2 separate regions of the Homo sapiens genome follow, and region 1 is linked to region 2. Evidence: read pairs that join two places in POLR2A ChIA-PET (ENCODE). Cell type or tissue: K562. All regions are shown on one strand. Each heading gives the region's core, and the rest is flanking DNA. Links, peaks and the distances in the headings are about the cores only.

The links. ChIA-PET counts read pairs that join two places held together with the same protein. Peaks named below come from ENCODE experiments on the same cell type or tissue, not always from the same donor. Only the 100,000 strongest peaks of a DNase experiment are listed, where the experiment ranks them.
Region 1: POLR2A ChIA-PET joins it to region 2 with 5 read pairs; 2 of 35 experiments call an interaction of 5 or more read pairs at or near these places.

Annotation. Positions count from the first base shown.
Region 1 is chr6:72,423,003-72,427,398 of GRCh38, forward strand. No RefSeq gene overlaps it. Among named protein-coding and RNA genes, the nearest start is that of KCNQ5, 200 kb to the right of the region's middle. In K562, for the core only: no CTCF peak of the experiment used is centred there; no DNase peak of the experiment used is centred there.
Region 2 is chr6:73,221,974-73,226,369 of GRCh38, forward strand. It overlaps KHDC1L (KH domain containing 1 like), which reads right to left and starts at 3,523. Exons shown (of 3, transcript NM_001126063.3): 1 at 3,324-3,523; 2 at 2,193-2,375; 3 at 1,571-1,866. The coding sequence starts at 3,435. The coding sequence ends at 1,775. LOC122539213 (KHDC1-KHDC1L) reads right to left here. Exons shown (of 7, transcript NR_173146.1): 5 at 3,324-3,448; 6 at 2,193-2,375; 7 at 1,571-1,866. RefSeq lists enhancers at 1,879-3,078, 2,313-2,607. In K562, for the core only: no CTCF peak of the experiment used is centred there; a DNase peak (open chromatin) is centred at 2,448.

The DNA.
Region 1 (4,396 bases), core at 129-4,128, 800 kb before region 2:
AGTTTATAAGAGCTGTTGGTGTACGTCTCTTCCTGTGAGGCTTACATAGAACATTTATAGTTATATCAGGTTATTTTTATGGTTATAACAGATTATTTTAAGCTAATAACAATTATGATCACATACAAAACCTTTACATTTTTGCTCCCCCTGCATATTTTATGTTTTTATGTCGTAATTCACATCTTTTTATATTGTTCCCCTAACAAATTATTGTGGTTATGATTACTTTTAATAGCTTTGTCTTTTGACTTTTATGTTAGAAATATGTGACTTACACACTACCGTTACAGTATTAGAGCATTCTGATTTTGACCATATATTTACCTTTACCATTGGGTTTTTAAATTTCATATGTCTTCATGTTGTTAATTAGCATGCTTTCATTCCAACATGAAGAACCTTTATCATTTCTTGTAAGGTATGTCCAGTGGTAATGACCTCCCCAACATTTGTCTGCCTGGGCATGTCTTTAGCTCTTCATTTCTGAGTACAGCTTTGCCAGGCATAGTCTTGTTGGTTGGCATTACTTTTTTTCTGCCCTTTGAACATATCATCCCTACTCTCTCCTGGCTAGCAAGGTTTCTGTTGAAAAATTTCTGATAGGCTTATAAGGGTTTCCTTACATGTGACAAGTCTCTTGTCTATTGCTGTTTTCAAGAGTCTCTCTTTGTCTTTGACTTGTGACTAATTGATTATAATGTGCCTTGGAGTATTCCTTCTTTGTATTGATCTTGCTTGGGCTTCCTTAATCTTTCATTAATCTTGTGTTGATCTTTTAGGCTTCGTTAATCTGAATATCCATATCCCTCCCAACTCACATTAATAGCATGAAATCACCCATGGTGTGATTACTTACACCACAGAAACTGGCAAATGTTATAAATCAGGGATTTTTATTCCAAAAAATAGTTGTTAAAAACTTACCAGCACATCATGAGTTAAGGTAGAATGAGAAAAAAATAAGTAAACAAAACAAATGAAACTCTGAAAATTTTATCTAAATACGGCGAAAAGGTATAATTTGTAAAGAGGAATGACTTGATTCTCATTTCTCTTTGCGTAGCTCTCACTTATCTCCTTGCTCTTCCCATATATAAGAACAAACTTATGCACTGCAGTTTATCATCATAATTCCAGGTTTGATGCATTATATGAGGCAATATAGCATCTGATTTAAGAGCTTGGGCTCTGGATACAGAATTCTGGCTCTGCCACTTTCTAATTATTTTACCATGAGTAATTTCATCAAGCTTGAAAATCTCAGTTTTCTTATCAGAAAATGTGCATAAGAATAGCTCTTATTTTGTGGAGTTATCATGAGAAAGAAATAAAATAATTCCTGGCATATGGTGGGCACCCATCAAATATTTGTTATGTAAATGTATGAATGCCTGTAAAAGCATTTTGTCAATGTCTGGCATAAACCAAGTGCTTAATACATGTTAAATAACATAAAATTAATTTTGATAGCCTAGAATTACCATCAGTATTAGTTTATTTACTTCTTTAAACCTTTCCACATATATACCAGTCTCTCAAAGTGGTATAAGTCAGGATCTGTTTTTTGAAAATGTAACTAGTTACTCTCAGATGAAATAATACACATTTGTTTCTTCTCAAACAAAAGTCCATTCACTGCTCAAACAAGCTGGAGGAGAAGAAACTAGCTTGAGGATGGCAGACAAAAGTCGGTGTATCCACATGTGACAGCTTGCAGATTGTGGGCATGCTATGACATATTCCCAAATAATATTCATCAGCCATTTCTTCCAGGTCTACTGCTTTATATATATTGACCATATCATTTCTGAATATGCTCATTGTAACATCCATTTATATGTTTGAATTTTTAAATTTATCTGAATAATATAACTACTTTAGCCCTTACGATGTTCGGTTATCTTAGAGATTTAAAAAATAAATATAAAAAAAAGATTTAACTAAAGAATATAGCTCAGCTTAACATTGCATTATTTTTTGTTTAAGTATCTGTATATTTCTTTGAGTGCCTTTCTTATCTGGTATTAGGGGTAGATTTATGCCTCTCTGTTAAACTCATTGGAGAGATTAATGGTAGCAATAACAGTTACAGGAAATAGAGACAATAACAGCTATTTGCTTCGGCCAAAAAAAAGGAAAAATAGAAACATATTGCAAATTTAATGCACTGGTAGTCAGCTGTCGGAAGAAGCTATGCTTTCATATACCAGTGAGTACCTAGCAGCTTATAAATCATATTTAGGGACAGGCAGAACTTTCATAAGGAAAAGTAACCAGAATTAATGGAAGTCCACACAGAATTCTTTTCTGCTGATTCTCCACCACTACTTCCACTTACCATTTCTCCTTAATTCCCTGAAAATTCGTATGAATTCAAGTGTTGACAAATGAATTGCATGAGCAATTAACAGCCCATTCTGCAGGGAGATTTCAATTAGTAAGTCCAGGTCATCTCCTCAGTATGTTCTTCCCTCCCCTTTAGCAAGCCTGTGGGAAACTGTGACTTAAGTAATAAGAATGTGCTGAACATATGCTCAGAATTTTCTTGGAGTGGACACTACAAAAGTATGAAACATGATGCCTGCTCCCCAAAGTTCACAACCTACATAGAGAATAAAGATGTAGACACATGCCACAGTACTAAGCAATGTTGCGTTGTATATCCTTAAGAGCTAGTTACACACAATTCACCAATTAGTGAAGTAATCCAGATGGAAGCGAAATTGAGAGGCTAGTCCATCACAGTTGAGACAGGACTGAATTGGACTGTGGGGAAAAGCTAGTATTTCGATATTCCAGGGAAATTGAGGACTTAGGAATTGGGATGGAGGCAAAAGTGCCTGCCGATGGGAAGGCCAGCAGGGCTTCTGGAAGGCACTAAGGACAAGTTATTGGATCTAAATCTAGTCCTGATGAGGGTGAGCATATTCTGCAGAATAGTCCGTGTCTTCGTGGAGTTCATGTTTCATTTCCTCAGTAGGTACCTGATCTCTGTTGCTATTGAAATCACAGAGTATTGGCTTTTCTTATGACTTCCACGCACTTCCTACAATCTGGTTATAATGCATTTAAATCATTTTAACTTCTACTAGGTACAGGTTTCCAACAGACAAAGAATTAGCTAGAAATCTGATCCAGTAAACTTGCTATATTAAAATGCACCAATATTTTTCTTTTTTTTATTATTACACTTTAAGTTCTAGGGTACATGTGCACAACATGAAGGCTTATTACATATGTATACATGTGCCATGTTGGTGTACTGCACCCATTAACTAGTCATTTACATTAGGTATATCTCCTAATGCTAACCCTCCCCTCTCCCCTCACCCCACAACAGGCCCTTGTGTGTGATGTTCCCCTTCCTGTGTCCAAGCGTTCTCATTGTTCAGTTCCCACCTATGAGTGAGAACATGCGGTGTTTGGTTTTCTGTCCTTACAATAGTTTGCTGAGAATGATAGTTTCTGGCTTCATCCATGTCCCTACAAAGGACATGAACTCATCATTTTTTATGGCTGCATAATATTCCATGGTGTATATGTGCCACATTTTCTTAATCCAGTCTATCATTGATGGACATTTGGGTTGGTTCCAAGTCTTTGCTATTGTGAATAGTGCCGCAATGAACATACATGTGCGTGTGTCTTTATAGCAGCATGATTTATAATCCTTTGGGTATATACCTAGTAATGGGATGGCTGGGTCAAATGGTATTTCTAGTTCTAGATCCTTGAGGAATCACCACACTGTCTTACACAATGGTTGAACTAGTTTATAGTCCCACCAACAGTGTAAAACTGTTCCTATTTCTCCACATCCTCTCCAGCACCTGTTGTTTCCTTACTTTTTTTGTTTTGTTTTGTTTTTATTATACTTTAAGTTTTAGGGTACATGTGCACAATATGCAGGTTTGCTACATATGTATACATGTGCCATGTTGGTGTGCTGCACCCATTAACTCGTCATTTAACATTAGGTATATCTCCTAATGTTATCCCTCCCCGCTCCCCCCGACCCCACAACAGGCCCCAGTGTGTGATGTTCCCCTTCCTGTGTCCATGTGTTCTCATTGTTCAATTCCAACCTACGAGTGAGAACATGTGGTGTTTGGATTTTTGTCCTTGCAATAGTTTACTGAGAATGATGGTTTCCAGCTTCATCCATGTCCCTACAAAGGACATGAACTCATCATTTTTTATGGCTGCATAGCATTCCATGGTGTGTATGTACCACATTTTCTTAATCCAGTCTATCATTGTTGGACATTTGGGTTGGTTCCAAGTCTTTGCTATTGTGAATAGTGCCACAATAAACATACGTGTGCATGTGTCTTTATAGCAGCATGATTTAATGATCGCCATTCTAACTGGTGTGAGATGGTATCTCATTGTG
Region 2 (4,396 bases), core at 282-4,281:
ACCTTGGCCTCACAAAGTGCTGGAATTACTGGCATGAGCCACCACGCCCAGCCATTCTTATGCCTAGTATTGTAGAATGTGCTTGACTCCTTTACAGGATTTTGTTTGTTTTGTTTTGTTGTTTGAGACAGGGTCTCCCTGTCACCCAGGCTGGAGTGCAGTGGCGCGAGCTCCACTCACTGCAACCTCCGCCTCCCCTGCTCAAGCGATCCTCCCACCCCAAACCCCTCTCCCAGCAGCTGGGATGACAGTTGCCCACCACAAAACCTGGCTAATTTTTTTATATTTTTGGGAGAAACAGGGTTTCACCAAGTTGTCCAGGCTGGTCTCAAACTCCTGAGCCCCCCTTGGCCTCCCAAAGTGCTGGAATTACAAGCATGAGCCACAGTGCCCAGCCACTACAATTTGATTTCTTTCAACATTTTCTCTACTTGTTTTTCCACTCTGAATATGACCTTTCTAACTTATGTGTTTTTTGTTGTCTTTTTTTTTTTTTTTTTTTGAGACATAGCTTTACTCTTGTTACCCCAGCAGGAGTACAATGGCATGATCTCGGCTCAACGCAACCTCCGCCACCCGGGTTCAAGGGATTCTCCTGCCTCAGCCTCCTGAGTAGCTGGGATTACAGGCATATGCGCCACCATGCCCGGCTACTTTTGTGTGTTTAGTAGAGATTGGGTTTCTCCATGTTGGTCAGTCTGGTCTCAAATTCCCAACCTCAGGTGATCCGCCCACCTCAGCCTCCCAAACTCGTGGGATTACAGGTGTGAGCCACTGCGCCTGGCCGACCTTTCTAACTTATATTTGGTAACTGGCCTTGTAAAAGCCATGTAATTAGCAAATCTTGCTGGCTTCAAAATAGGTCCCAAATTCAACCATTTCCTAACACATCTACCATTCCACTCTGGTCCAAGTCACCATCGTCACTCTCCTAGAGTACTGCAATTGCCTCATTATAGATACGAAATGCTGGAGAAAATGCAAATTTGAAGAGGAAGAGTTCAACTGAGGACAGGTTTAGCTTGCGATAATCTTGGCTACAGAAACATGTAGATTCCGCAATCGGAGAAAGTTCTTCAATGGAGATCCAGGAAGCCTTCCTAGTCAATTTAATTCATGGCTTGAGGGACTTCAGAATCCTTTGCTCCCTGAAAACCACCCCCTCCACGCTCACCCCCACCCACAAACTTGGGCAATCAGGGACAAGGCTGGCTACCTCATATTCACCAGATTCCCTGGCTGCCTACTTCACCAGGCAGTTGGGGTGGGAACACTTTCCATCTCTATCTGGAGCCTTCCTCCCACCTTTCCATTCTCCCCATTTGTCTGCACTTCAAGGTCCAGGAAAACCCTGGGGCTCCTAGGAGGGTCCCTTTTCAGAAGCCCCCATTTTCACTCAACTCAGAGCAGCCTAACCAGGCTCCAGGCCTGAGAGGAGGAGTTCCTGAAAGCACCGACTTTTGTGCCTGGCTCCTTCCCTGGGCTGGGCCTCCCCAGACCTCAGCACTTGCCCAGAGAATCCCCTTCAGGGCTGAATAATTTCATCCTAAGAGGACAGCACATCGAAGGCTTTGCATCATAGGTAGCTTATTTTATTGGATTGCTTTGCCAATAACACTTCTAACACTCAGGAGACTTCCCTCAGACACATGCCTAGAAGGCCTGAGAGGGGCAGGTCTGGCCACAAATTCAAACTTTCTTCAGTGTTTTTCATGTCTTTCTCACCAAAAGCGAAGCCAAGACTTCTCCTCTCATCCCCTCTTCCCAGGGGAGATCAGTCTCCGGTGTACGGTGGCAGGCTAACGGAGGTGACCAGGTCATCATTGGTCAGGGGCTGGCTTCGGACACGCTCTAGCATCTTCAGACCTGCAAAAGAATTGCCTGGAGCTGAAGAACCAGAGTCCCATTACTGGGGCCCTTAGTAGGCCCAGACTCCACCAGGAAGGTTCCAGAGAGGATGTCACCCCAGCCCAGGTCTTCCAAGGTAACCCATTTACTCCTCCCTGCTACCCTCTCCTCCCTGAGCAATCGCATGCCACAAAAATGAGCCCTTCCCTTCCCAATGGACTCTGGGAAGCACCTGGATTCCCCAGCCACACAAGGGATTCTTCACGAATCCAAGATGCCACACAACACAGCCAGAACTCCACCATCAAGCCCTCCACCTCCACAGTTCGGCCAAGGATACCTACCTCGAGCGTGACACTTGGAGTCCTGGCTCCCCACGCAATGGAACATGAGCAGCAGCCACTGCTTTGCCATTGGTGGTCCGACTACAGTCACACGTGTCTGGCCTGTAGCTGTGAAACACCTCTCCAGCTGAATAAGGGTGTGGCTGTGCAGCTCAATGCAGCGAAGGTACGTGTCATCAAGTCCTGTAAGCACAAGAAGTGAGAAGAGAAACTGTCAGCCACCAGTCCTTGGGGAGTGAGGAGGTGGCCTTGAGGGTAGGGATGTGTGACTCATGAAGGTGGGAGGAGAGGGGAAGATTGAAAATCGAGAAGGGGATGAAGGAGGCCGGCCTAGCGCAGTGACTCATGCCTGTAATCCCAGCAATTTGGGAGGCCGAGGCAGGTAGATCAGTTGAGGTCAGGAGTTCCACACACGCCTGGCTAACATGGTGAAACCCCGTCTCTACTAAAAATACAAAAAATTAGCCGGGCGTGGTGGCAGGCGCCTGTAGTCCCAGCTCCTCGGGAGGCTGCGGCAGGAGAATGGCGTGAACCCGGGAGGCGGAGCTTGCAGTGAGCCGAGATCGCGCCACTGCACTCCAGCCTGGGCGACAGAGATTCCATATCAAAAAAAAAAAAAAAAAAAAAAACACGAGGCCGGGCGCAGTGGCTCACACTTGTATTCCCAGCAGTTTGGGAGGCCGAGGCCGGCAGATCAGGAGGTGAGGAAATCGAGACCATCCTGGCTAACACGGTGAAACCCCATCTCTACTAAAAATACAAAAAAAATTAGCCGGGCGTGATGGCGGGCGCCTGTAGTCCCAGCTGTTCTGGAGGCTGAGGTGAGAGAATGGCGTGAACCCGGGAGGCAGAGCTTGCAGTGAGCCGAGATCGCGCCACTGCACTCCAGCCTGGGCGGCAGAGCAAGACTCCGTCTCGAGTCTCAAAAAAAAAAAAAAAAAAAGTACAAAAACTAGTTAGGCGTGGTGGCAGGCGCCTGTAATCCCAGGTACTCTGCAGGCTGAAGCAGGAGAATCACTTGAACCCAAAAGGCAGACGTTGCAGTGAGCCAAGATCACGAGCGAGAATCTGTCTCAAAAAAATAAAAATAAAAAACAGATGAAGGAGGGGACGTGGGCAAAGGCCACTCACCGAAGATGAGCTCCTCCTGGTCCTCTTCCATGTGGAACACCATTGGAGAATGAAAGTTTTCGGGCAGGGTCCACCACGGCTCCTTGCTGAGAGCACTCGTTCCCACGGCCATGCTGTGCTCCCACCTGATTCAGAATAGGGGAAAGTCTAACAAACTGGTTGGCAAAAGACTTGGAAAAGCGAGGAAGGGCCTAGGCTCTGTCCTTAAAAAGGGTTGTCCTTAATAAGGGTTGTTGGAATCCAAACAACCCGCCCCTTGATCCACCTTAGGGTGGATGTCCAATCCCCGGAGGTCTTCCCAAGATAATTCATTCCAAGTAATTATCTGCTCTGAGCTTAATTCTTTCAAGTCAAACTTAATCATCTGATAAGTGCTTGGCTTTCTGATGTCCTGGAATCAGAAATTTTTCTTCACTCTAAATTCAAAGAATTTTGGAGCAGGGGGTTGAGGGTATGGAGGTGCAGGAAGGCTCCAAATGGGCTCCCTAGATTTGCACAGGTGTCGGCAGCCACCCAGTGACCACACAGTGTATTCCAACACGACTTGGTTTATTTGGTGTGTTGCGTCAAGGGAGAGCAAACAATAGAGGAAAATAAACTTGATAGGATAGTGTCATAGGGAGCCCATTGTAGGAGTTGACTAGGGCAGTCCAAGGCGTGTTTAAGGAGTAGGAGCCAGTTCTCTAAAATGGTGCAATTTGATGATTATTCTGGTAAATTTATCTAGGAAGTTGAGAGACTAATGTGGTCTTCACTGCAGAATGTTATCTCTCTCTGGTTTCAAATATAGTTACAGAATAGACTTTCTATATCTTGTTGCATGACAATCACTGAGCAAACTTGACTGCTTAAAATATTCTTCGGCCGGGTGCAGTGGCTCATGCCTGTAATCCCAGCACTTTGGGAGGCTGAGGTGGGCGGATCAGGAGGGCAGGAGTTCAAGACCAGCCTGACCAACATGCTGAAACCCTGTCTCTACTAAAAATACAAATACATTAGCCGGAGTGTGGTGGTGCACACCTGTAATTCCAGTTACTCAGGAGGCTGCAGCAGGAGAATCGCTTGAAGCCGGG